7 separate regions of the Homo sapiens genome follow, and all the other regions are linked to region 1. A link is a loop called in an ENCODE intact Hi-C map of the cell type or tissue named here. Cell type or tissue: PC-3. All regions are shown on one strand. Region 1 has its middle 14 kb from the start of ID4. Region 2 has its middle 160 kb from the start of MBOAT1. Region 3 overlaps LOC105374958 (a long non-coding RNA gene). Region 4 has its middle 330 kb from the start of LNC-LBCS. Region 5 overlaps LOC105374957 (a long non-coding RNA gene). Region 6 overlaps LOC105374958 (a long non-coding RNA gene). Region 7 has its middle 370 kb from the start of TRQ-CTG1-1.

Region 1 (4,000 bases):
TAAATCTTGCTACTGCTCACTCTTCGGGTCCACACTGCTTTTATGAGCTATAACACTCACCGTGAAGGTCTGCAGCTTCACTCCTGAAGCCAGCGAGACCACAAGGCTACTGGGAGGAACCAACAACTCCAGATGCGCCGCCTTAAGAGCTGTAACACCGCGAAGGTCTGCAGCTTCACTCCTGAGCCAACGAGACCACGAACCCACCAAAAGGAAGAAACTGAACACATCCGAATATCAGAAGGAACGAACTCCAGACGCGCCACTTTAACAGCTGTAACACCGTGAGGGTCCGCGGCTTCATTCTTTAAGTCAGTGAGACCAAGAACCCACCAATTCCAGACACAATATTATGATTTTTCTCAGCACTATATTGTTGCTATCTTCTTGTCCTCCAAAAAACCCCGCATGATTTTGAGGAAAAGTTGGCAATAGTTTCTTTCTTTTTATTTTTAGGGGTCATGTTCACCTGTTCTTTCTCGTGTTTGGTAGGCACTAGGAAATAGGAGCGTTGATTATCCAGGGACGTCAGGGTAGCACAGGGAGACGTTATGAGGGAGGGGTTGAGGGAGGGGCCATGGTACCAATGGTTACTGGAGAATGCTCCCATTGCAGCAGAGCAGTTGTTGGGGAGGTCTGCACAAAACCTGGGTTAATGAGCCGTGCCTAGCCCAGCAGGTTTAACTTCCTAGAAGGGCTGCCTATGTCCCTGTGACCTGTCACTGCTGTGAGAACCTCAACCTCTACTGTCTGGGAAGGATGGCTATCTTCAGCTGGACAGGCTTGCAAATCGTATTCTGGCATACTTCTTCATTTCAGTATCTTTATCAACAGAACTACATGCAGACACTTTAGGGGAATTAATAGATCAGCCCAGAGGGGGCAGGCGGATAAGAAATGAAATTACAATAGCGAAGTTATGGAAACAACCTAAGCATCTGTCAATGGATGAATAGGTAAAGAAAATGTAGTGTATATATACATACTGGAATATTATTCGACCTTAAAAAAGAAGGAAATCCTCCTATTTGTGACAACATGGATGAACCTGGAGGATGTTAAGTGAAATAAACCAGAAACAGAAAACTGTATAACCTCACTTATATATGGAATGTAAAAAGGTAAAACTCATCAAAGCAGGTTTAGAAGGGTAGTTATGGGGAGAGGCTGGGGGAGTAAGGAGATGTTGGTCAACGGGTACAAATTTTCAGTTACGCAAGATGAATAAGTTCTGGAAATCCAGTGTACAACATGGTGGCAATAGTTAATGATATTGTGCAGTATACTTGAAATTTGATAAGAGGGTAGAGCGTTTAAGTGTTGTCAGCACACACATACACACACAAATGGTAATGATATCAGGTGTTGGATAAGTTAATTAGCTTGATTGCGATGATCATTTTACAATGTATACATATGTGAAAACATCAAGTTGTATACCTTAAATATATGGAATTTTTATTTGTCAATTATACCTCAATAAGCTGGGAAAAAAGAAAAGAACAAGTAATAGCATGCTTTATACTTCTTTTGCTGCTTCATAAAATTGGTTTTGCTTTTGCTTTGGAAGAACACCAGCAGAGAAAGTAGCACTCAAAAGGGGAGTTAAAGTGCTGTTCCAGTAGGCTCTGGATTAGCCAGAAGGTTGAAGCAGCCCCTAGACAGGGAAAAGAGGCTGTCTTCAGGCAATAGGCCCTATTTAGGAGTGCAGTGTGCCCTAAAATTCAAAAGAGGGCAGCAGATAACTTGCACTGCCTGTAGGACCAGGAAAGCGTGTAACTTGAGGAATGTCAGCAGGAAAATTTACTGGTTTTTCAAAACTCACGTCATGCAAGGGTTAGGTGAACCAGAAATTGTGTTTCATAAATTGTGTGTTTAAGTGTAAAAGCAAATATTTGATGAATGGGATCTAAGGAGCTTTGGTGATGTGGAGGGGCAAGTGCAGGCAGATTGTCCACCATGGCAGCCTCGTGCTCTGTTATTTAGTGATATAAAACCTTGCGGTGGCAAGGTCAGCAAAGTTAAGGCCAGAGTGCATGAGAAATAGCTGTGGAGTGTGAGGTGAAGAGGCTGCGTGTGTGCTTGTACAGTCTCCTCGTTGCTTTCACCGAGTCTCTCCAATGAGCGCGACCCTCCTCACAAAGTGTGCACAGTGCTTCTCTCCTGGGTAAATTTACAGGATGTGGGAGACAGTGAGTCTCTCTGAGATTTTCCAGCACTTCCAGAAGAAAGAAAGTTTGTGTTAGGAAGGACAGGCCCCAGCTCCCTGGGACTTCAGGGAGGCTGGGGGGAGCTGCAGTGGAGAAGAGGAGGAGGTTGCTGAAGGAGAAGCAGCCTGAAGTTCTCAGGTTGAAAATACAAACCTTAGCCCCATCCTGCGGAATTTTGGGATTTCATTCCTAGGATCACCCTATAGACCTCTTTATGATTCAGTTTCCTGGAAAAGATGATATTATGGTATGGATCCTAAACACAGTTTCACAAGGAAGTTCTGTGTCTTTTGGCAGGGGAAGAATAGTGAACAAAGTGCAATCTTACTTTTAAAATAAATCTTGAAATGATATTGCAAGCCTTATGAGATCTCTGATAATCTTTTTTTATTTGACCTGGTTTTAAGTAATTCTTTTTATTCTTGATGTTTTTCTTAAAAGCATTTTAGAATCATTCAACCTTCTAAGAAAGCATCAAACCATATAAGCAATCTAATCTAAAAAATGATACCTCTAAAAGTTGAAACTTTTGTTTATTTTGACTACTTTTTGATTACTGGAAAGAATAAAAAAATTTTACTCTATCAACATTGGATTATATAAACTGTAAAGAGCTTCTACTAAGACGTGTGAAAATGCACATTTTCTTTTTTTATATAACTTCAAAATTAACAGATACTATACTGTTTAGATACATACCTGATGCTAGATAAAGAGTTCCTGAGAAACATGCCCTAAACTTTTGGACTGATTTAATATGAAACAATTACTACAGAGCTGAGTTAATCAGCCCCTTTATAGATTTTGGCGAAGATGATTCTCTTCATATGTATAATAATGAAAACCAAACTTGGCAAAAGCTCACAGGTCTACAGTGACTGTGTATTTCTTTGCATTCTCTAGAATATTGAGGGAGGAGATTATTTTTTACTGGTGTTTTACTCTCAGGAAATTAGAATTGCAAGTTGATAAACAAGTTGATAGGGTCTTTAGGGCCTGTGTGATCAATCAGGACTTCTGGGGTTCCTGTAGGTATCCTTGAAGTCTGCTTGTGGGTTGTATAGTCCAGAGTGATCATGAGATCTTTCACCTCAGAATGACTGTAGATGAAAAGATACATTTCTTTTGCCAGAGCAGTTCTCTCTAGAGTTTCAAAAACAATAATTTTGTTCTCTCAGGAACATAGCCCTCTCAGGAATAACTCCAGTCGGTCCTCAAATTACAAATACAGAAAGAATGGCTGTGTTTACAGAATTTTTATAAGAGAAAAATGATCTGTAAAAAAAAAGAAATATATGCATCAGAACAAATAGGAATTTTTAAAAGAAACAACTCCTAAGATAAATACTGAAAAAAAGAAATGCTCTGATAATATAAATGATTCTACTATGTACTGAACTCAATAAAGTCTCCTTGACTGTGAGTTGGAAGCCCTGAAATTTTGCTGGCAGCTCTGCCCCTAAGTTAGGTCATCTTATGAAGGACACATTTTATTTTATTTTTATTTTTTTGTAGAGACAGTGTCTTGTTCCATCACCCAGGCTGGAGTGCAGTGGCGCGATCATGGCTCACTGCAGCCTTGAGCTCCTGGGCTCAAGTGATCCTCCCACCTTAGCTTTTTGAGTAGCTGAAACTATAGACGCATGCCACCATGCCCGGTTATTTTTTTAAATTTTCTTTATAGAGACAAGGTTGTGCTATGTTGTTCAGGACAGTCTGGAACTCTTGGGCTCACATGCTCCTCCCACCTAGGCCTCTCAGAGTGCTGGGATTATAGGAGTGAGCCACCA
Region 2 (4,000 bases), 200 kb before region 1:
CTGTGGAAAGGTTCACGCAATCGCCGCTGCTGGGTGCAGTGGTCTTTATGCTCGTTGGCACACAGGCTCTCCCATGATTAATGCATTTGTTCCTTGATATTCAGCCCCTGCAGGACAGAGAATCAATTTAGCACTCACAGGCCCAGATTATCACCAGTACCAAAGACATTTCTGCACCAGGGGCTTCCCCATTCAAAACGAAAAGATATTTTTCTTTTCATTTTTTTCTTTTTTTAGAGACAGAGTCTTGCTCTGTCGCCCAGGCTGGAGTGCAGTGGTGCGATCTCGGCTCCCCGCAACCTCCGCCTCCCGGGTTCAAGCAATTCTCCTGCCTCAGCCTCCCGAGTAACTGGAATTACAGGCGCGCACCACCATGCCCGGCTAATTTTTGTACTTTTAGTAAAGACGGAGTTTCACCATGTTGGCCAAGCTGGTCCCAAACTCCTGACCTCAGGTGATCCACCTGCCTCGGCCTCCTAAAGTGCCAGCATTGCAGGCGCGAGACACTGCGCCCGGCCCAAACAAGATTTCTAAGAAGGATGTGTTTTTTTCCATTTGCCTCCATTGGTTCTCATGTCTGGTGGATGAGGAAAAGCACTGTCTGCGATTTGGTCAAAACAGTTGGCTTTTCTCCTTTCCGTGCACTTCTTTAATTTGCAGAGATGCCATGTAGCCCGCTGCTGCAATGACTGTGGGGGAAACCAAGGCAACGGTCTAGCACAGAATTGAGTTAACACCTTAGATCGTGCAGTAGGGCTCCTGGTCAGCCACCTGAAGGGCTGGAGAACAGAAGACAAGGCTATCAGCAGTGTTAGGGACATGCCGCAAGTTGGGGCTTCACCACCGAATTTCCCACCTGCGAAAACATGGATGAGGAAGACAGGGCTGTCAATTTCATCAGCCACATCCTCAGAAAAATGAATAGAGCTTCTCTGAGAAGTACTGCAGCTTTCCTCTAAGCCCTCGGCGAGATCCTGAATGAAGAGGGACATTGGGTTTATTGGACATTTAAACAGCGCTGAGAAGATCAAGTAATGCGGTCCTCATCCAGCAGAGCAATGAACTTCGTCGTCTTGCAGACTCCTCCACGTTGGAGACGCAAACCTCAGGCGTAAGCATGGGGAAGATGCTCAGTACTAAGTGGGCAGGCGCCTTCTTTGCACAATGCATAGCTCTTCACATAAAGCGTGTCCACCTTAACTGCCTTGCTTTATTGAAAACATTGGTAATGAGAATTGACTGATGGGAAGGGCCCACCCATTACGGTAAAGAAATGTGAGCATTTTACAAATTCTCAGGATATGAGCACAGATGTCTTTGTTTCTGAATGCTCAAAATATTACTGATGACCTTAAAATACATTGAAAAAAAATCAAATTCAAGACTATTTGGTTAGATGAATTTGAACCTATTATTAAAAGAGAGAAGTTGTAATTAAAAAAAAAACTGTAAAGAGAAAACCTGGTTGAGAGTCTACCCACCATTCTTCAAACCCTGTAAGAGTTAAGAAGTCCATGAATGAGATTTTTTAAAATCTGGTAAACTTTGTCAGTGTGATTATTTCTCTCTTGAAGAATCTGCTTAATTGGCAAAGTGGGCTTTCTGTTCTGTTAGGCATATGATTAGTGCTTTTATAGTGACTTGAGTTTTTGAGGCTATCAGTGCTGTGCAGGTAGAATAATAGAAAAGTCACAGCAAAATTATTTATTAACTCATGTAAACGAGTTTATAAATAAGCTGGAAAGCAGGGTTGTGGTGAATGCTTACTAAGCTTTTGTCCAGAAGGTGGCAACATTTCCTTAAGAATTTGGGAGAAAATGCTGGCTTCAGAAAATGACGATTTATCTTAGGACATTGTGTTCTGTTCTCTTTTCAAAGGTACAGCACAAAATGCACGTCCCCACACCCATGCTCCCTCTTTATTCTCAACAGATTCCAGGGAGAAATCTTGCCGTTTCTTCTCTTTATCTTTCTCTCTGGAGAGTAAATTTACATTGTTCAGATTTTCAAGCTGAGATGAGTTTATGCTGAAATGAATTTATGTAGCTGAAAATATTAGATTCTTAGTCTCCCCACTTCACTTCATCTCTCTGAAAGGTGGTGTTTTTGGAGAAAAGGGCCCATGTGAAGAGTCACTTACATTTCTAGCAGGTAAATCGGATGCCCACTCATAACCGTGAACGTGTCTTACTTTCTGAAAATCCCAACAAACCTCAAGATGACTATTTGCAGCGATAGCGCTTTGCTACACTGGATTGCTCTCTCGTTTCTTAATGTTTTGTTCATGCAAACATTAAGATCCAGAAGCAAGACAGAAGAGAGTGAGGACACTTGTTTGGGCTGAAGGAGTGAAAATAAAACAATGGATTAGGTTGTCCATATATGAACATTCCGAATCCTGCATGCAGCCCAGTGTCTTAATAGCAAGTTGGGGGAATCCTGTTCAGGAATTGGAAATGTTGGTTTGTTCATCTCTACTCCACCCCATCCCTATAGTCCCCCATTTCCCAGTATATTTTAATTTTGGGAAGCCATGGTGGTTGAAAACACACACATACATATACAAAAATGGGCCTGTTTTAAAGTAACTTTGAAAATTCATTACTTTACCCATGACTTTTGTTTCTGACTAGCATATCCATGTGTAACGTATTTCTTTCCTGGTTCAAAAAGAAAGTTGGAGTCAACTGTTAGAAAAGAAAATTTGAGTTAATTAAATATTATTTAGTTATCAAAATTGCTCCAAATTACAAAAAAGAATAAAATAACATTTTGTTTGTTTGTTTGTTTGTGTTTTTGAGACAGGGTCTTGCTCTGTCGCTTAGGCTGGAGTGCAGCGGTATGACCACAGCTCACGGCTGCTTTGACCTCCCTGGGCTCAAGTGATCCTTCCACCTCAGCCTTCTGAGTAGCTGGGACTACAGGTGAAATGTAATTGGGCTGCTGATTCTTTGTGTTTATGTATAATCTTAGGATCATGCCTTTCATGCTAGAAATGCATTCCTAGTAGATTTCTTACTAGCCAGTCTTGCTGTTCTTACTCGTGTTCTCTCTCTCTCTCTCTCTCTCTCTCACACACACACACACACACACACACACACACAGTTTCCAGTAGGACATGCACTTCACCTTCTTACCTCTGACTCAAGTATCCCCATTGCAATCCATAATCCATAATTCATAATCTCCCTTGTGCAGAGACTAGAAAGTGCCTTCTCCAAGGTTGGAGAAAGCACTCAGATGGCCCCATGTGCTCCACACGCCAGACATGAAAGCTTTCATTCCTTGTTTCTGTAGCCATCATGTGGCTGCTTCTCTCTCGGACCTCATGAGAAGACTTACTAGGAGTCTCTCTCCCTCCCCTCACCCTTGTACCCCTGAGTTTCTCCTCTCCCCGGCCCTACCTCACCACACAGCCAGTTGTTCCATTCCTGTCTCATTTCTGACAGAGCAGAAGAGCTCCCTGATCTGCCCAAGAGGTGGTGCATGTGTGGGATGACCCGGACCCGGGATGAAGGACGAGAAGACAAAATGTCCAGCTACCTAGGCACATCCACTTGAAGAATTTAAAAGCAAAAAATGTCTAAATAATGTATACACATGATGCATAATACATAATATAGTATAACATACGATACAAAATCACATGGTCAAAGGATTAAATTTTGTTTGGTTTTTTTGGAGATAGACTTTTGCTTTGTTGCCCAGGTTGGAGTGCACTGGTGCCATCATGGGTCACTGTAGCCTCGACTTCCTGGGCTCAAGAGAGCCTCCCACCTCAGCCTCCTGAGTAGCTGGGACTACAGGAATAGGCCACTGTGCCCAGCCAATTTTATTTTTTATTTCTAAAGAGATGGGGGGGTCTCCCTATTTTACCTAGGCTGGTCTCGAATTCTTGCCTCAAGTAATCCTCCTGCCTTGGCCTCCCAATGTGCTGGGATTACAGATATGAGCCGCTGCATCTAGCCAAAATTTTGTCTTTTTGAAGCCAGTAGCATCT
Region 3 (4,000 bases), 850 kb after region 1:
ATGCTCCTGTAAAGCTGGCAAAAGGAGTTCTGGCCTCTAGAACTGTAGGAGAATACATTTTTGTTATGTCAATTTCTCATGGCCACCACAGAAAACCAAAGTAAGGTCCAAGTAGTTTACTGATAAGGTAAAGGAAAACATGGGTTGGGGAATGGGAAAGTGAGACAGCAAAGAGGAGGCAAGCAATAAAGATGGTTATCTAGCTAGCAATGTAAGAAGATGGATGCTGGGGAAAGGCTGGGAGGTGGCATAAAATGCATGCATCAAAGTTAATGGATCTGAGGAGAAGGGAACTAGAGTATTTATACACTCATTCCAGTTAGCCATTGGCTGAGAGCTATTCTCTGGGGGTGTTATTTCTCCAGAACTTTCAGCTTTCCATATGAACAGCAAAGTTCACTCCAGCAGCAAGACAGTAAGCCCACAAAAAGAAGCACCGATACATCAGTGAGAGATCTTGCGATGGTGGTATGTTTCATTAATAACTCTGTTACCTTGGGTGAGGTATGGTAAGGCCATGCATAGATCAAGAGAGGCTAATTGGAAAGAGTTGTAGTTTTATGCCCACACAATTTTCTTGGGAGAACACAGATACCCACCAACCCCACTACCTCTAACATAAAACCACTCAGGGGAAGCAACAGGGTCAGTCCTGAGGCAGAGGAAGAAAGCAGAACTGTGGGCAAACATGCTGGTTTCCAAGGGAAGGAATAGGCAAGAGAGGGTAAATGAGTTTACAATTGGCTACTCTGAATAAGTTCAGCAAGCACTGGTGCATAGGGGCTGTCTTTAGTTGTTTGGTACCTGTCCCTGAGGTGCTTAGCAAAAGGGGATCATGGCCTGAGTCTCATGAAAATTCCATAATGGAGGTGACTGGGGTATAGACTTAATTTGGCTGATCAAGAAGAGGAATTCACTGACTTTTATGCAGGGCCTCAGAACTGGGTAAAGATGGCATTTAAAAAACTATACTAAAAATTATACAAGTCTGATGAAAGAAATCAAAGAATAAATGGAAGATATTTCATGCTCATGAATAGGAAGACTCCATGTTGTCAGTTCAGTTCTTCCCAACTTGATTTATAAATTCAATGCAATCCTAATCAAAATCCCAGCAAGTTATTTTGTGAATATCAATAAATTGATTCTAAAGTTTATATAGATAGGCAAAAGACCCAGAATACACAATATTGAAGGAGAAGAACAAAGTTGGAAGACTGACACTATCTGGCTTCAAGATGGACTATAAAGCTACAGTAATCAAGACAGTGTGACACTGGCAAAAGAACAGACAAATAGATCAACGGAGGAGAAGAGAGAGCCCAGAAATAGACCCACATAAATTTAGTCAACTGATCTTTGAAAAGGGAACAAACGCAATACAATGGAGAAGAGGTGATCTTTTCAACAAACGGTGCTGGACGAAGTGAACAATAACAGGCAAAAAATAAATGAATCTAGGCACAAACCTTCAACCTTCACAAAAATAAACTTGAAACAAATCACTAACCTAAATGTAAAATGCAAAACTCTAAAACTTCTGTAAGATAATATAGGAGAAAATCTAGGTGACCTTAGTATTGGGGATAACTTTCAAGATACGACACCAAAGTCATAATCCATGAAATAAAGAATTGATAAGCTGGAAATCATTAATATTAAAAATTCTAGAGATTATGGTGCAGGAGGGCACTCTACACTCCACATGCAGGGAGATTCTCCAGGCCTCAGGAGCACCCACTCTTCTGGATTAGGAATTTAGGCTGTCCTGCTCCCCCTGTGCAAGAACTTGGGGCTGAGGGAGTTTCCCAGCTTCACACCTAGGCATGCTTCTAAGTGCTTTATGGATGCCTACTGAATTATCCCTTAGAGCTGGTGCTGGTGCTGGTGCTTGTGCCTGCCATTAGAGGACCTGTAGGCAGACCTGCCTTATATGTCCCCACCCATTTTGCCCCTCGTCTCCTCAGGGCTGGGCAGAGAGCTCAGGCCACTGTGCACTTCATGGATTAGCCCATTGTCTGAAGTAACAGAGAGCTTCTCCCAGTAAACACGGATCAGGTGTATATTCAGCCACACTGGCCACAGCAAGCACTTACTCATAAGTGCCATCTACTGGCTTATAGGTCATACAACACAGCCCAATAAAGAACCTGCCAATAGAAGTACTTATGTCTATAGAAGCAAAACCAAAAGACCTTACTCAGCATTCTCTACAGTCTCAGCCCCTAGGGAGGAAGGGAAAGAGAGAGGAAAAGAAAAAATAATAAAAAGAAACAAAAGAGGAAGAAAAAAGAACAATAATATTATGTGGAAAGAAAGAAAAAGAAAAATTCCTATGTGCACAAAAATAATTACAAAAACTAGAAGTGTCAGTGTCTCCAGATGAGAAGGTACTAGTGCAAAAATTATGGCACTATGAAAAATCTGAATGTAGTGACACCACCAAAAGATCACATTTGCTCTCCAGCAATGATCCCTAACCAAAATGGAAACTCAAAAATGACAAAAAGGTAAAAAATTCAAAGCGTGGATTGCAAGGAAGCTGAATGAAATGCAAGGTAAGGTTGAAAATTAACAAGAAGAAACTTTTAAAGCAATCCGGGAAACACAGGAAGAGATCAACATTTTTAAAAGAAGTCAATCAGGGCTTCTGGAATTGAAAAATTTACCTAAGGAATTTCAAAATACAATTGAAGGCCAGGCGCAGTGGCTCACACCTGAAATCCCAACACTTTGGGAGGCTGAGGCACAGTCAGCCGAGTTCATGCCATTACACTCCAGCCTGGGCGACAGAGCGAGACTCTGTCTCAAAAAAAAAAAAAAAATACAATAGAAAATTCTATCAATAGACTGGACCGAGCAGAAGAAACAATTTCAGGACTCGAAGACTGGCCTTTCAAATGAACCCAGTCAGACAAAAATAAAGGAAAAGGAATTAAGAAAAATAAATGAAGTCTTCAAGAAATATGTGATTATATAAAGCAACCAAACCTACAAATTGTTGGGATTTCTGAGAGACATGAGAAAAAGTAAAAAACCGGGAAAATATATTTGAGAGAATAACTCAAGAAAATTTCCCTAATCATGATAAAGAGATAGACATCCAGATGCAAGAAATCCAGAGGACACCTGTCGCTCTAAAAAAAGAGCATCCCCAAGTCATTTATTCATCAGACTGTCCAAGGTCAATGCTAAAAAAAAAACCCCAAAACAAACAAACAAACAAAAAACTCTTAAAGGCAGCTAGAGAGAAGAGAACCCCATCAGGCTGATAGTGGACTTCTCAGCAGAAACTTTACAAGCCAGTAGAGATTAGATGTCTAGTTTCAGCATTCTTAATGAAAAGAAATTCCAACCAAGAATTTCATATCCTGTCAAAATATGCTTCATAAGTGGAGGAATAATATATTTTCCAGACAAGCAAAGACTAAGGGAATTTGTTACTATTAGACCAGCCTTACAAGAGATCTTTAAGACAGTTCTAAATATAAAAATAAAATATCTACTACCACAAAAACACCTTAAATACATAGCCCATACACCTTATAAAGCAATCACACAATAGAAACTGCAAAGCAACCAGCTAACAACTTCACAATATGATCAAAACATTACATATCAATATTAACTTTGAATGTAAATGGTTTAAACACCCCGCTTAAAAGGCATAGAGTGGCACGTCGGATACAAAAGTAAGACCCATCCATCTTCTGTCTTCAAGAGACACATCTCACATCTAATGACATCCATAGGCTCAAAGTAAAGGGCTAGAGAGAAATCTATCACACAAATAGAAAACTAAAAAGAGCAAAGGTCACTATTTTTATATCAGATAAAACAGACTTTGAACCAACAACAGTAAAAAAGGACAAGGAAGGGCATTACATAATGATAAAGGGTTCAATTCAATAAGAAGACCCAACTGTCCTAAATATATACTCACCCAACATAAGAGCACCCAGATTACAAAACAAGTACTTATAGGTCTACAAAAAGACAT
Region 4 (4,000 bases), 380 kb after region 1:
ATTGCTAAAAGGGGCCAAGGAACAGCTTGGCCCATGGTTTCAGAGGGTGCAAGCCTCAAATCTTGGCAACTTCCACATGGTATTGAGCCTTCAGGTATGCAGAAATCAAGAATTGAGGTTTGGGAACTTCCACCTAGATTTCAGAAGATGTATGGAAACACCAGGATGCCCAGGCAAAAGTGTGCTGCAGGGGCTGGGCCCTCATGGAGAACCTCTGCTAGGGCAGTGCAGAAGGGAAATGTGGGTCCACAGCCCCCACACAGAGTCCCTAATGGGACAGCACCTAATGGAAGCCATGAGAAGAGGGCCACCGTCCTACAGACCCCAGAATGGGAGATCCACTGATGGCTTGCACAGTGCACCTGGAAAAGCCACAGACACTCAATGCCAGCCCGTGGAAGAAACCGGGAGGGAGGCTGTACCCTGCAAAGCCACAGAGGTGGAGCCGCTCAAGACCATGGGAACCCACCTTCTTGCATCGGCGTGACCTGGATGTGAGACCTGGAGTCAAAGGAGATCATTTTGGAGCATTACAATTTGACTGCCCTGCTGGATTTGGGACTTGCATGGGCCCTTTAACCCCTTCGTTTTGGCCAATTTCTCCCATTTGGAGTGGCTGTATTTAGCCAATACCTGGACCCTCACTGTGTTTAGGAAGTAACTAACTTGCTTTTGATTTTACAGGCTCATAGGCAAAAGGGACTTGGCTTGTCTCAGATGAGACTTTGGACTGTGGACTTTTGGGTTCATGCTGAAATGAGTTAAGACTTTGGGGGACTGTTGGGAAGGCATGATTGGTTTTGAAATGTGAGGACATGAGATCTGGAGGGGCCAGAGGCATAATGATATGATTTGGCTGTGTCTCCACCAAAATCTCAATTTGAATTATATCTCCCAGAATTCCCATGTGTTGTGGGAGGACCCGGGGGAGGTAATTGAATCATGGGGGCCAGTTTTTCCCATGCTATTCTCATGATAGTGAATTAGTCTCACGAGATCTGATGGTTTTATCAGGAGTTTCTGCTTTTGCATCTTCCTCATTTTTTTTTCTCATGTCATGTAAGAAGTGCCTTTCACCTCCTGCCATGATTCTGAGGCCTCCTCAGTCATGTGGAACTGTAAGTCCAATTAATAAACCTCTTTTTCTTCCCAGTTTCAGTTATCTCTTTATCAGCAGTGTGAAAATAGGCTAACACACCCATCCACCCTGGTTCATAGAATTGTCTTTCACAAAACCAATCTCTGTGCCAAAAAGGTTGAGGACTGCTGCTTTAGGGTCAAATTTCATGTGAATGGTTCTGAGAAGCCTGTATTATATATCCAGGAACATGTCTTCCTGCTTAGGATTAGTTTCCTACCATGACCTATCATACGAAGAAACATGATTTCTCACGGGTGGGCATGTCTCGTTCATACTACCATTTTCACGAGCCACCAGTTTTTGAATGATGAGTGAAGAAGATATTTAGGCAATCTGTGAACTCGAAACTTTTTCTAAGTCCTAACTTATTGAATAAGAAAACAAGGAAGAAGTGCTAGTTGACTGTATTTTTCATCTATATTAAACTACTTTTACAATGTAAGTATGTGTATTAGTCTGCTTTCATACTGCTATAAAGAACTGCTGGAGTGTGGGTAATTTATAAAGGAAGGAGGTTTAATTGACTCACAGTTCAGCATGGCTGGGGAGGCCTCAGGAAACTTATAATCATGGCAGAAGGCGAAGGGGAAGCAAGGTACCTTCTTCACAAGGCGTCAGGAAGGAGAAGTGCCCAGCAAATGGAGAAGAGTCCCTTATAAAACCATCAGATCTCGTGAGAGTTCACTATGATGAGAACAGCATGGGGGAAACTACCCCCATGATTCAATTATCTCCACCTGGTCTCTCCCTTGACTCATGGGGATTATGGGGATTATGAGAATTACAGTTCAAGATGAGATTTGGGTGGAGATACAAAGCCTAACCATATCAATATGCAAGTAAGTCAAAATTTCCCATATTTTAGGAAAACTAGTTTTTGCGAAAGTATTATGTTATTTCCAAACCATTCCAAGCAATAGGACTTGGCCATATTTGTTTTTCTTGCCAGAGATTGAGCACAGGAATGCCAGCCATCATCACTTGGCTAGACCATGGGTTCCCAAACTTACTCCATTCACAGCATCTTTAATGTCTTAGCTCTTTTTCAAAGTGCATCTAGCTAAAGCAAAACAAAACAAAAACAAAAACACCCTAAACCTAATAGTTCCATTTATTAATTGAGTTTAGGTCCAAGCCTGCTTATTAAGTTGATTTATGTCCAAGAAAAGTCGTGGTAATAATAGCTCATGTGGTATTTGACAAATGTCACTATGTTTTCCTCTAAAATGTAGTCCATCCTGCAGTGCCCATATGAATCACCGCAGCACCAGGGCGCCCTCAGCGCACAGTTTGGGAACTGCAGGGCTGGACTAAAAACAAAGCCTGAATCAAATTGTGTCTATTGTGTCACTTCTCTGCCCAAACTCCTTTCATATAATTTCTGTGTGGTTGATATTATTTTTTAAAAATGTATATCAATGTAAATATTGAATATTATTTCTATACTCTAGCCTACTGAGTTTATCCCCAGGGATGGAAATATGGAAAAAAAAAAAAATATATATATATCTCATCCCATCCCTCTCCAAATGGAGGAAAGTGATAGTAGTAGGTACAGTGTCGCAACTGAAAAATAAAATTTTTCTGGATCAGCCATTCTAACAGCATTTTACACCCTATGGACAAAATTATTTTATTAGTAAGTTTTCTGTAAAGTTTGGGAGCTTGAGCCCCCAAACCAGTGTTTTCTGGTTCCCTTATCCTAATTCCTAATTGCAATGGAGGAAATGTACTTCTTATTTTACAAAAGTAGTGATATGGACCTGTATCATTAAGCTCACTAGCGCCAAGCTGCAGTGGTGTTCTGACTCACCATGGCCATGGAGTGTATTATGAGGTGAGGTTCATCGCATACAGAGGTAATAACGTTCTAGTCTCTCTTCACTTACTCAAAGGTCATGACAATGCCTCAGGCAGTGAGGGAAGAATTCTAGTGCAGCCCAGGTTCCTTGGGAAACTCTTGCATTCTAAGGCAGCAGAGCCCTGACTTGGCCAACCACAGATGTGTGCAAAAGACAGGTCTGATGCATGACTCATAGACCCCCCTGAAGGGTTCCTAGAAATACATTAGGAAATATCTGTAAAGCGATAGCCTTCTTTAAGAAAAGAAAGTGGAAGCTCTGAGGCACTGAGAATTTTCTCATGGTTTGGTGAAGATTGAGATGCTGAGGTGCATGTTTGTCCTTTGCCTCTTGGTGCAGGAGCCACTGACTACTTCTCTCCCCTGAACACGTGCTGTCCTCATCCCTTGCAGTGCTGGTGCAGAAGCGTTCTCTTTCACTAGTGATTATAAGACTTTGGAAGCATGGAAAAGTTGACTGGGTGGGCACTTGTGTGAAGATGCCTTTTGTCAAATTCAAAAAGCACTCTCAGGCTATGCATAACTCATTCAAATAATGGTACAAGCTCCCCACCCAAGCGGAAGCTGGGAAAGCCTCAGTCTCCCTTTATTCTAGCAAGTTAATTCTGGTCAACTCAAGTCAAATGATTATCCCCCAAATCATGTTTATTATGACCCCTATGAGGCCCTGAAGAGCTTCATGTAAATTAGAATCTTGACTTTCCACACTATTCGTGAACCTCCCTTAATTTAATTGTACTCTCTCCCTTTCCCCCAAGGTTAAAAAAAAAAAAATTAATCCAAACTTCCCTACAGTCGCATTTTCTTTGTGAAATCTTTTGATATAAAAAAATTATCAATTCCAGTGACTTTAATCACTTAATGAACCCTCTTATCTTTTTGCTGTTCCACCTTCTGAATTACTTATGGAGCAAGCCAATTGAAAGTGCCCATTGATGGAACTTTTGAATGGAAACAGATGCAGGCTTAATTTTGCATGCCAACACGAAAGGCAGCAT
Region 5 (4,000 bases), 1.1 Mb after region 1:
TAAACTCTTTAAATTCTGAGCTCAGTCCCTTTAGCACATTTTATAATCTGGATCAGCACCAAATTGAAAATACCTTTTAACTTGTTATGTACTCGGTGTTTCTGCAGGGAAAAGTTCCCAACCACATTTCACATTCCAAAATGTTTACCTTCCCAGAAACTTCCAGAATAAGTCATGCAGTGGAAAAAGGTCACATTCTACCTGGCATAAAGATCAAATCTACTGATAAATTAAACCAATGGCAGAAATTATCCATTGAAATTCTTGGAAAGAATGCTAGGAGGGCATTACATTCAAATACAACTGAAAATTTACTTTCATAGATACTTTTCCCATTTACTTTATTCAGATGTAATATTGGAATGGCCAAATTTATTAACAGCCTAGTAATCTCAAACTAGTGAATTCTAAATATACTCTGTCCCATCAAATTCGTTGGGAGCTTTCAATACATTTCAAAGTTTATGCTGATTACATAAGAAAGACTGCTAGTCAAGCCTTGGATTACTGAGTCCAATCCAACTTTTTAGAAGCATGGGGACATGAAGTGTTCTTAGAAGATATCTTGAATCAGGACTGGCAAAACGGAGCATGTAGAAAAATGGTTCCATCCACGTGGTTTAGGTCTACTGATTTGTTCAGGTCTAATACTATTGCTGGAAATGTTTCTTCAGAGGTAATAGGGGTAACTCCAAACACATTTTTTCTCCTTTAGACTCAGCTAATGCATATGAAATTAGACAATGAGAAGTAAAAGCTTTAGTAAAAGTTGAAGCCCTCATTCAAAGCTTTTATAATAGTTTCAGGCTTCTTCTCACACCACAGAGCTGTAATTCCAAGTTGCTTATGATGTTGGCAAATGGAAAACTGAGAACTTGGTGAGCTGATAGACAAAGAGTATCGACAGGCCAGTAAATGTTTAAGCCCACTCACCGGGATAATTCAGCATTTGTCTTTGTGAACACACAGTATAGCCTAGGTTTTGAGAAACTAAAACTCAAACCATGAAACTCTCTTCTCCTTTCTGCCCGCAGCATTTCAGCGTTTGAGTGGGCAACCCAGCCACCTGTCCTTCTTCAGAGAATTTATATAGCCCCTCATTTTGCCTCTCATTGCATTAGATAATGAAGTTAAAACAGACTCTCTTTCACATTTGGGATGAAAAATCACCAAGCTTCTATGCAGAAAATTTCTTTTCTTTACTCAAACCTCTGAGGGATCCAGAATGGCATTTTCAGGTGACATGGACATGTGCAGGTCAGCGAGGTCAGGAAGAGAGCTGACTCAAACCGTTTCTTCTTGACATTGACCTGCCACTACATATTAACATATAAAGAGCTTATGAGGACCTGAGTTGAAAATACTTCCATTTACAAGGAAGTAAACTGAGGCTCACAGAATTGCAGCAGCTTACCTGAGAACAGAGGCAGGACCGAGCTCAAGAGGCAGAGGTGGCCCTGGAAGATGTTGAAAATCACTTTGTATTAAGCCACTCTGCAACTACTTAGGAATCATATTTTTAAAACGTATTTTATTAACCAGAATTCAACTCTACCTGTAGCTCCGCTATTCATAAGGATCATCACAAATTGATTGTTCAATGTTGTATTAATTCCTATTACACATTTTCATGGCTAAATATAGAAAAATAATGACTTTCACATTTTTTTAAATGAGAGTGTAAAATTCTTGAATGCTAGAGTGACATATATTTAAAGGCACCCGAGAAATTAGTCTGCTGATTTTCCATGTCTTATACATCCAAAATCTCACAGCTCAAGTTTTCATTTTCACCATGTATTTTGGCAGCTTCTAAGATAACCCCAAATAATTACACTGTTTTCTTAGGGCTGTTAGAATAAGGGTCTATATACTCCTTATACAAACCTACAACAGTTTGAGTCTTCACAAATCAAATCATTGAGACTACACACCCACACAGAAGCTATAATGAAAGGAGTTTATAAATAAAAGGGTTTTTTACCACCTACTCTCTGAACCATCATATTCCTCTGGAAGGAAGTTTTAAAAGAAAAAAAATGAGAGAAAATGGCTGTGTGTGTGTGTGTGTGTGTATGAGAGGGAGAGAGAGAGGGAGAGAGAGAGAGAGAGAGAGAGAGAGAGAGAGAGTGTGTGTGTGTGTGTGTGTGTGTGTGTGTGTGTGTGCGCGCGCGCACGCGCGCGCAGGATCAGATTGCCCTCTGGTGGACAGTTTATTTCTTCCTTCTTTTAAGATACAACAAAGGAGAAAGAAAAGTAACAATAAAAAAACAGGGAAAAAGGAAACTAGAAAATTAAAAAGCAGAGGAAAAATTGGGAAAGGAAAGAATATAGAAAAGAACAAAGTCAAGAAAAAGGAATGGAACTAGGAAATACTGGTGAAAGACAATAAGGAAATCAAGGAAAAAGAAAGAAGGTTGAGGATCGTGAGAAAAAAAAACAAAGACCAAAAACTGGCTAGTGTCACCTTATACTTAATCAATCCTGGAATTATTTATGGAGAAATAAAATACTTGTAATTACAAATGCTAACTATATCTGGCATTTTAACTTGTTAAACGTTTTCAACATATCTGCTAACTACATGCATGTAAAGTAAGCTTTAATAGCAGCTGTTAGACTTCATGAGAATTGGGGGAGCGTTTTGCAGAACCTAACTGAGAAGAAAGTTTAGAAAAGAAAAACTGCTTTTCTTTACACTTTTTAAAAGTTGCATATAAATCCCAACCGAACATACAAGTCAAGACACGGTGTGCTTTGGCATTTTACATATTTACCATAAAAAGGGGTTTAAAATGTGTACTTTTTTTAATGTTATTGACTGATTGAATAATTTGCTCATAGATTTTTTAGCCATTTGGATGTCTTGAGAGGGAAAAACCACAGGTTAAAATATTATAAAATTTAAGATAAATAAGTTTTAAAAATCCAGTTTGTTACATAAGGAGTACCATAGACAATTGTTTTATTGACAACTGCCAATGTCTCCCACTCATTCTATTATAAAAGTTTGGAATGTGTAACATTTATGTTAGCTAAGCGGAAAGAAACATTCAGAGGAAGCTCAAAGCATCATCCTCATGCCCTCAAACCTGCATTTACCAGAAATACCTGCAGCCAGGGCCACGGCCCCTCTGCCCAGGAGTAGACATAACACTTCCACTGCCTGCTGTGAGCGCACGCTGCAAGGACCCAGAAGAGCAGCTCTCAAGCCCAGCTCCTAATCTTTTCTCCTTAGCCTGCACCAGTGTAGAGCTCAGTGCCTTCCAGGGGCTTAACACCACCGCCCTGCACTACTGAAACAAACACAGTGGTCTCCCACCTTGTTGAATTCACCAACAATGGCTTTCTGCTATAATAAGGCTGTAAGCTCCTTTAAACGGTTATTCAAAGAGATGCTTTAGGAGAGAATAGAATTAGGTTCATTGAAAGTCTTTTAAGCAATCTTGGAGCATACAACCAAACTGAAGCTCAGTGATGGAGAAAGGGAATGCGTACACATCGGTTGTGGCAGAAATCAGAGGCACAGATGTAACAGAGGGGGAACAAAAACAAATTCTGAAGTTCTTTTTTCCATACACAGACCTGTTCCTTCTACCCAAGAAAGAACAGTTAATGAAGCCACATGAGCATCCCTCCCTGCCAACAGGTAAGAAGTCCTGAGGCTATGACCCCTTGTCCCTCCTCCTCAAGGGCACACCTGGGCACAGTGGCATCTCCTGAGTTCATTCTTGGCTTCACTTCCTCCTCTCAATTTATTTACTACTGTTATTTATTTCTATACTGAAAAGGAAAACCTACTTATCTCCACTAAGAACCTTCATTTTTGCTCAACCACAAGAAAATGAGCTTCCTGCTCTGCATGCAGGGTTCAGACAATAGGAAACATAGCTCTGCAATGGTGGGGGTAGAAATTCTAAATATCGTTAATGACAAATGTCTCCCAACTTTAATGTGATAAAGGTTTCACACCCAGGATAAAATGTATTTCCCATGTTTC
Region 6 (4,000 bases), 830 kb after region 1:
GATAGCTAGGAGGGGTCTATTTGATATATCTTTTTTTTTTTTTTTTTTTTTTTTTACTGGTAATGGACATTATCTATAGATATTTTAAAAATTGTGGGAGCTGGAAAAGATTTTGACAGTCATCTCAAACCATGTCTACATTTTATACATTTGGTAACTGAGATGTAGAGAGGCAAGAGAGTTATTGCCAGAGGCCATCCTCATTCCCATCATATTTCCAGGTCAGTAGTTTCCAGAAATTCTGCCTTGGGAAAACTGACACTGATTAGAGGTTTGAATTTTTGGCACTTAGCAAGCTAAATAATTTAGCATGTGTTATCTGAGAAGGCTGAAGATATAGGTCTAATTTGTGGACCCTCATGTTGAAGGGACATCTAAACCAGTTTGTTTTTGTCCATCAGTAGGTCAATGGTTGCTTAAAAGAAGGGTTTCAACTTCATCATATGGTGCCACAAGCCCTGGATAACATATATCAAATGCCCATGTATTGAAAAGAAGCTGTCTGCTCCATTCCTCTAGATGAGAAGGCCTTGGGAAAATCTTTTTGGCTATCTGCTTTTAGCACTATGGCTGACTAGGTGCTCTGAAAACCTCCTGTTACTATCTATTACATAGGACAAAGTCTTCAAAGCATTGTTTGCCTTTAAATTGGTGGAGATTTTCAAACCTTCTCCCCAAATTCCTGCCATATGAACTGCAGTGAAGAACTGGGATCAGAACAATCAGGGGTCAGGAGGAACAGGGTGACCTAAGGGTAGATCAGGAGAGTAGCAATGCTGTTGGTTACTAAGTCTTGAGCAAATATTAGAGAATCTGAGTCTAGAATTCTTGAACTGACCCAAGATAAACAGAAGTTTATTAATGACAGAAGCCATAGTCAGAAAGCATACCCAGACTGAAAGAAAGCCTTCTCAATTTTTGAGCTGCAGGATTTCCACCAAAGAGATCAAGTAATGTGCTCACAATCAAAGATCATTAGCAAAGTAGAAAGGAAGCTGTATTAGTTATCTATTGCAGAATAGCAAATTACTCTAAAACTTAAAGTTTTATGAAATGACTATAAATATTCATTATCCCTGCCATTTTCTGAGGGTCAGAATAGGAGAACCTAGAATTTGGGGAGTGGGTCAATGTTTTTCATAAGGGCACTGATCCCATTCATGAGGGCAAAGCACTCATAACCTAATCACTTTCCAAAAGGTTCTACCTCTTAATGCTATAACATTGGGTATTAGGTTTAAATGAGGGTTTCTCATAAACTTACGGTCATTTGAAGGCTTCATGAGTGCTGGAGGATCCAATTCCAAAAGTACCCACTCACCTGCGCTGTATTGGTGTTGGTTATTGATTGGCGACCTCAGTGCCTCTCTGTGTGGGCCTCCCATTAGGCCAGCTGAGTGTACTCCTGACATGGCAGCTGGTTTCCATCACAGTAATTGATCCAAGAGAGAGTAAGTCAGGAAGGAGCTATTCTTTTCATGTCCTAACCAGAAATGAAAATAGGGGCAAATTCCTTTGTAATCTTGGGGTAAAAAAGGTTAACCATAAAAAAAAATCCTATCATATTTTAATATTTAAATTAAGATTGTAGTATTTAACTTAAATTTTTATATTTTAATTAAAATTAAAAATTGTGTTCAGCAAATACACCATCAGAGAATAAGAAAAATAAATGGCAAACAAAGGGAGATATTTACAAGTCACTTAACAACAAAGGATTAATATATTCCAGAATACATACATAATTTCTACAAATCAATAACAGACAACCCAACGGAAAAACAGGCAAAAGCCAAAACACTGTTAAGAGAAAGAAGCATGGCCAAAACAGATATAATGAGGTGCTCAACCTAGCTAATAATCAAGGAAATACAAGTTATGACCATAATAAGATACAGTTTTACACCTATTTAATTATCTCAGATTAGAAGATCTGACAATACCCAGTATCAGAGAAGAAGTGAATCAATGGGAAAGCCAGTAGGCACTAAGTGGTTACAATCACTTTGGAAAACAACTGGGCTTTCTCTTGTGAAAGTGAATACTTACATGTTGTCTCTACCCAGCAGCTGTATTTCTAGGTAAGTGATTTTGACCCCTGGAATACCTTTGGCAACGTCTGGAGACATTTTTGGTTGTCACAACTTGGAGACACTACTGACATCTAGTGGGTAGAGGCCAGGGATGCTGTTAAACCTGTTACGATGCATAGGACGGTTTCCCACAACAAAGAGCTATCCGGCTCCACACATCAGTACTGCTGAGGTTGAGAAACTCTGTCCTAGGTATATGTGTCAGTGACACTTGCATAGATGTGCAATAGGAGATGTAGAAGAGTATACTCATGACAGCAACAGCTAACTGGAAGCCATAATTCTCCTTTAACAGGAGAATAGATAAATCAGTTGTGACATAGCTATTCCATGGAACACGCGATTGAACGATAGCTACAGACAACCATGATGCAAAGTGAAAAACAATAAATTTCATAAGAAGATATCCCATGTAATAAGTTTAATGAACTGCTCAAAAAGAAGCACAACTGAAAAAATCTGTTATTTAGGCCTACCAACAAGCAAATGACAAGAGTATAAAAGTAGAGTAAGCAATAATTACACAAAATTCAAAGTACTGGTTACTGTTTGTGCAAAATGAGGGGAATATTTCAGCATGGAAGCAGGGGATAAATACAGGGAAGCATTGCAACCATGTTCGAATATTTCGATTGGATGATAGGTTCACAGTTGCTCATTACACTATCACACTTTATAACTTACATCAGCAGTTCCCAACTTTTTGGCACCAGGGGCAGGTTTCATGGAAGACAATTTTTCCACAGAACAGGGATATTAGGGACAATTTGGGGATGCAAGGGTATTATTAATACATTTATTGTACACTTTATTTCTATTACAACACTTAATGAAATAATTATACAACTCACCATAATGTAAAATCAGTGGGAGCCCTGAGCTTGTTTTTTTCTGTTTGTTTTTGTTTTTTGCAACTAGACAGTCCCATCTGAGGGTGATGGGAGACAGTGACAGATCATCAGGCATTAGATTCTCATAAAGAGCAGGCAACCTAGATCCCTTGAATGTGCAGTTCACAGTAGGGTTCACGCACCTATGAGAATCTAATGCCACTGCTGATCTGACAGGAGGCGGAGCTCAGGTGTTAATTCAATCAATGGGAAGTGGCTGTAAATACAGATGAAGCTCTGCTCACCCACTGCTCACCTCCTGCTATGTCAGTTTCTAACAGCAACCAGTACCAGTACCAGTACCCATCCATGGCCTGGGAGTCGAGGACCCCTGACTTACATATACATATATATACATACATACAAACATACATATGTCACATATATTCTTTTGTACTATTGTATTAAAATTAAGTAAACAAAAATCATTAATCAGGCAGATGTGGAGAGGTAGATTGTACAATATAACCACACAAGGAACTACCTGAAATTACAGCAACCAACTTGCTTTTGTCCTTTTGGAGAGGAGATGCTGCTCTTTTTATGTTAGGACTAGGCTCAAAATCCTAATCCTAACATGAATGTATCTCATGAGTGTAATTTATCTCATGAGGTCTGTCCCAGTAGCTCACTAGAGTAGCAACCATCACATCAATATTGTTGACTTAAGCACCCCTTACCTTTAAGTTATGTTGGCAATAAACACAAAGAACACAAAGCAAATAAAGGATAGCATGGGGATTGTTAAGACATTTCTCTCTCTGTCTCTGTCTCTCTCTTTCTATACACTGTAGTCATACACTGGTAGGGGCATAATACCATATGTAACAACAGGGAGTAGGTGGATGATCTGCTGGATTTGTTTGTTTCTTCAAGAAGACCCTGATTCTCCTTAAAAGCCAAATTTTCACAATCACGTGCCTTTAAACCACAGGTTGGAAAACTGAGACAGCCCAAGTGATTTGGAGTGCCTGGGCCACCTACCAGTTTTAAACAAAATTGTAAAGATTTCCTGTC
Region 7 (4,000 bases), 650 kb after region 1:
TCAGATGATGTTCCCACCTCAGGTTCCCAAGTAGCTGGGACTACAGGCATGTACCACCACTCCTGGCTAAATTTTTTGAATATTTGTATGGACAGGGTTTTGCCATGTTGCCCAGACTGGTCCCAGTCTTATGGGCTCAAGTGATCCACCCACCTAAGCCTCCCAAAGTGCTGGGATTACAGGCATGAGCCACCGTGCCCGGGCATATTTTTGAAAAATGTTATTTTTGAAAAGTGACAGTACCAAGTGTTGGCCAGGATGCAGAGCAACTGGAATTCTGATATGTTGTACAAAATTGTACAAACACCTTGAGAAACAGTTCAGCAGTTTCTCAGTGAGTTAATTAACCAATACACATTTATTGTACAACCAGAAAACCCATTTAAAGGTGTTTATCAAAAAGAGGTAGAAATAAATAGATGTTTACACATAAACCAATGTGTGAATGTTCACAGCAACTTTTTTCATTGCCAAAAATCGGGAAGCAACCCAAATGTCCCTCAGATGGTAAGTGGATAGGTAGACAAATTATGGCATATCCATACAATGGAATAATATTTTGCAACAACAAAAAATCAAACGTGCATGCGGTAACTCAGGTGAATATCAAAAAAAGCACAGTGCTAAGTAAGGAAATTAGACTCAAATGCACAATATAATTATGTTTATATGACATCCAATAAAAGACAAAGCTATAAGGACAGAAAACTTCTCAGTGGTTTTCCAGCAGGATCAGGTTAGAGTGAGGATTGACTACAAAGGGGCCTTAGAAAAATTTCTGGAGTGATGGAAATATTTTATGTCTTTATCGTGGTGATAATTAAATGATGTTATTTGACAAACCCATAGAATTATATTTACCTAAAAACAAATTTTACTGTATGTAAGTTATACCCAATGAAACAAAGACAACAAAATATCAATGTACTATTTTGTTACTTAAAAAAATTATATAGTAAGTATTGAGAGAGAAGGCACTGAGAGTGGATGGAGGGAAGACACAGAAGCTGGGCTGATGGGAGAAAGCTGGCAAACCTGCATGGGGTTATTGCACACAGGGACTTGTTCCTGTCCCCCAGTGGCTCCTGGGAAATGGGTGTGTTGAACCGGCAAGGAGCAACCTGCTCCTGCCAGAGTCCTCTGGAACCCTGGCAGGAGGAGATCCCTCAACCACCACAAATACTCTTGTTGGCATGGACAGCTGCTTAGAAAAGTGGTAGGGGCAGCAAGCCAGCTGACATGAAGCCCAGAGATTCGGTGATGGAGCATCTATAGCAGAGCATGGCCAGAGATGGCCATCTCCCTAGGCTCAACTTGGTCCCACAGGAGACTTTAGCCCTAGGGAATCTGTTGGACCTGAACTCTTTGTTCTTGCCCAGCAGAGAGGGGCCAGTCCAACCTGAGCACCCTTTGGTCCGCTGGCTTCTCCCAGGTCCCCAGCCTGGCTATGCATGCTTGGAGGACAGTTTTGGATACCCTGGGAACTTACACCATAGCTTCCACTCTGGCAGACCATGCTTGACTGGTGGAGAGCTCCAGTGGGGCGGCCCTTGCAACCGCGCACCAGCCCACATGCCCCCTGTCCATACTGCAGCTTCTTCCTGGGACCAAGGAAACTTTCCACATTGCTTTGCTGGAGCATGTCTGCAGGCAAGTTTTGCATTCTTTGCCCTGACAGCAAGCGGTAATGAAGTCTGCCCCACCTCTCTCTGCCGACTGCCATTGCTGACAAAGCCTTGACAGGCACAGAGCCGGCCAGCCTTGCCCCAGCCAGTGCTCTGCCCTTGTGCTAACACTGTGCAGAGAACAGCAGATCCTCCACCGCCCCCAAGCAACCACTCCTGCTTGTGGGGCACAGAAAAAGCACCCAGACCTGCACTCACCAGTGTCCTGCCTACAAGCCAACACCACCTCCAGCATGACCATGCGCACAGTCACCAGGAGGAGCTCCCTCAACCCCCACCTAGCTGAGTGGCCTCCACCACTGTGGTGAATGCCTGCAGGGAGGCAGGTACCCTGGCACCCACTAGCAGTCTACCGCAGCTGATGCTGTGAGGATGAATTCCACTGTCACCGCACTACAAAATGCTTTGTCTGACACTGCCCTATGGGAGTGTAGTGACCAGTGGCCCAGAAGCACCTTGGGCCTGCCAGCACAGTGGATTTCTAACCTCAAGGAGCCAGAGGACAAAGTCATGGCCAAATACAAGTCCCTCAGATTTAGAACTTGCAGTCCAGAAGTTGGGAGCTGCGTGTTGGCCCCCTAAAATCTTCCAGAAAAAAAGCCATTTGGCAGAATCCACTTTATACCATAATCAAACCCTGAAGGTCATCAAATAAGATAAAAGAAAAAATTCCAAAGGTCAGCATCCTCAAAGATTGAAGGTAGATACACTCATAAACATAAGAAAGAATCAGTGCAAGAACCCTGACAACTCAAAAAGCCAGAGTGCCCTCTTTCTTTCAGATGACCACATTACCTCTCCAGCAAGGGTTCTAAACCAGGTTGAGATGGCTGAAAATAGAATTCAGAATATGGAGAGGAGCAATTGAGCTACAGAAGTACTCAATCCAAGCCAGCTAAAAACCAATCCAAGCAAGCTAAAAATTATGATAAAACAATGCATGAGCTGACAGACAAAATAGACAGTATAGAAAAGAACATAACTGACAGGACAGAGCTGAAAAACACACTACAAGAAGTTTAAAATGCATTCACAAGTATTAATAGCACAATAGACCAAATGGAGGAAAGAATCTCAGAGCTTGAAGACTGCCTTTCTGAAATAAGACTGCCAGACAAAAACAGGGAAACAAGAATGAAAAGGAAAAAATAAAACCTCTGAGAAATATAGGATTTTGTAAAGAGACCAAATCTACAACTCACTGGTGTCCCTGAAAGAGTTAGGGAGAATGGAACCAACTTGGAAAACATATTTCAGGATATCACCCATGAGAACTTCTCCAATCTAGCTAGAGAGGCCAACATTCAAATTCAGAAAATACAGAGAAACCTAGTAAGATACTCATGAGAAGATTATCCCCAAGACACATCATCATCAGATTCTCCAAGGTTGAAGTGAAATAAAAAATGTTAAAGGCAGCTTGAGAGAAAGGTCAAGTCACCTACAAAGGGAAGCCCATCAGACTAACAGTGGAACTCTCAGTAGAAACCCTACAAGCCAAAGAGATCAGGGGCCAACATTCAATATTCTTAAAGAAAAGAATTTCCAACACAGAATTTCATATCTTGCCAAACTAAGCCTCATAAGTGAAGGAGAAATAAGATCTTTTTCAGACAAGCAAATGCTGAGGGAATATGTTACCACCAGACCTGCCTTATGAAAGTTCCTGAAGGAAGAACTAAATATGGAAAGGAAAGACCATTCATCACTGGCCACTACAAAAACACAGCAAAGTACACAGACGAGTGACACTATGAAGTAATCACTAAACAACTGTGAAAAATATCCAGCTAATATCATAATGACAGGATCAAATCCATACATGTCAGTACTAACCTTGAATGTAAATAGGCTACATGACCCGATAAGAGACATAAAGTCGCATGTTGGATAAAGAACCAAGACCCATTCATATGCTGTCTTCAAGAGATTCATCTCACATGCAATGACACACATAGGTTCAAAATAAAGAGATGGAGAAAAATCTACCAAATAAATGGAAAACAGAAAAAAGCAGGGGTTGCAATTCTAGTTTCAGACAAAACAGACTTCAAACCAACAAAGATAAAAAAAGACAAAGAAGGGCATTACATAATGGTAAAGGGTTCAATTCAGGAAGGCCTAACTATCCTAAATATATATGCACCCAACACAGGAGCACTCAGATTCATAAAGCAAGTTCTTAGAGACCTTCAAAGAGACTTAGACTGCTCTGTAATACTAGTAGGAGACTTTAACACCCCACTGACAATTTTAGACAAATCATTAAGACAGAAAATTGACAAAGATATTCAGGGCCTGAACTCAGCACTGAA

What was found. Hi-C counts contacts between places; a loop is a spot of excess contacts. Peaks named below come from ENCODE experiments on the same cell type or tissue, not always from the same donor. Only the 100,000 strongest peaks of a DNase experiment are listed, where the experiment ranks them.
Region 2: it touches region 1 in a loop (5-fold over the local background); 11 of 110 quality-filtered maps call a loop at or near these places.
Region 3: a loop joins it to region 1, with 11 times the contacts of the local background. A loop is called at or near these places in 24 of 110 quality-filtered maps.
Region 4: it touches region 1 in a loop (6-fold over the local background); 5 of 110 quality-filtered maps call a loop at or near these places.
Region 5: it touches region 1 in a loop (12-fold over the local background); 24 of 110 quality-filtered maps call a loop at or near these places.
Region 6: it touches region 1 in a loop (9-fold over the local background); 40 of 110 quality-filtered maps call a loop at or near these places.
Region 7: it touches region 1 in a loop (16-fold over the local background); 6 of 110 quality-filtered maps call a loop at or near these places.

What each region holds. Positions count from the first base shown.
Region 1 is chr6:19,849,757-19,853,756 of GRCh38, reverse strand. No RefSeq gene overlaps it. Among named protein-coding and RNA genes, the nearest start is that of ID4, 14 kb to the right of the region's middle. In PC-3, a CTCF peak has its summit at 1,728; a DNase peak (open chromatin) is centred at 1,766; H3K4me3 peaks cover 400 bases; H3K27ac peaks cover 938 bases.
Region 2 is chr6:20,054,369-20,058,368 of GRCh38, reverse strand. No RefSeq gene overlaps it. Among named protein-coding and RNA genes, the nearest start is that of MBOAT1, 160 kb to the left of the region's middle. In PC-3, a CTCF peak has its summit at 1,778 (motif pointing right); a DNase peak (open chromatin) is centred at 1,798.
Region 3 is chr6:18,995,626-18,999,625 of GRCh38, reverse strand. The region is part of intron 1 of LOC105374958 (a long non-coding RNA gene); the gene reads right to left. Among named protein-coding and RNA genes, the nearest start is that of TRQ-CTG1-1, 160 kb to the right of the region's middle. In PC-3, CTCF peaks have their summits at 1,925 and 2,127 (motif pointing left); a DNase peak (open chromatin) is centred at 2,095.
Region 4 is chr6:19,471,456-19,475,455 of GRCh38, reverse strand. No RefSeq gene overlaps it. Among named protein-coding and RNA genes, the nearest start is that of LNC-LBCS, 330 kb to the left of the region's middle. In PC-3, a CTCF peak has its summit at 2,377; a DNase peak (open chromatin) is centred at 3,075; H3K27ac peaks cover 959 bases.
Region 5 is chr6:18,747,738-18,751,737 of GRCh38, reverse strand. LOC105374957 (a long non-coding RNA gene) reads left to right here. Exons shown (of 3, transcript XR_926557.3): 2 at 3,584-3,649. Among named protein-coding and RNA genes, the nearest start is that of TRQ-CTG1-1, 86 kb to the left of the region's middle. RefSeq lists an enhancer at 2,026-2,320. In PC-3, a CTCF peak has its summit at 2,226 (motif pointing left); no DNase peak of the experiment used is centred here; H3K27me3 peaks cover 2,391 bases.
Region 6 is chr6:19,023,109-19,027,108 of GRCh38, reverse strand. It overlaps LOC105374958 (a long non-coding RNA gene), which reads right to left. Exons shown (of 5, transcript XR_001744010.1): 3 at 1,322-1,483. Among named protein-coding and RNA genes, the nearest start is that of TRQ-CTG1-1, 190 kb to the right of the region's middle. In PC-3, CTCF peaks have their summits at 1,976 and 2,176 (motif pointing left); a DNase peak (open chromatin) is centred at 2,158.
Region 7 is chr6:19,203,099-19,207,098 of GRCh38, reverse strand. No RefSeq gene overlaps it. Among named protein-coding and RNA genes, the nearest start is that of TRQ-CTG1-1, 370 kb to the right of the region's middle. In PC-3, a CTCF peak has its summit at 2,465; no DNase peak of the experiment used is centred here.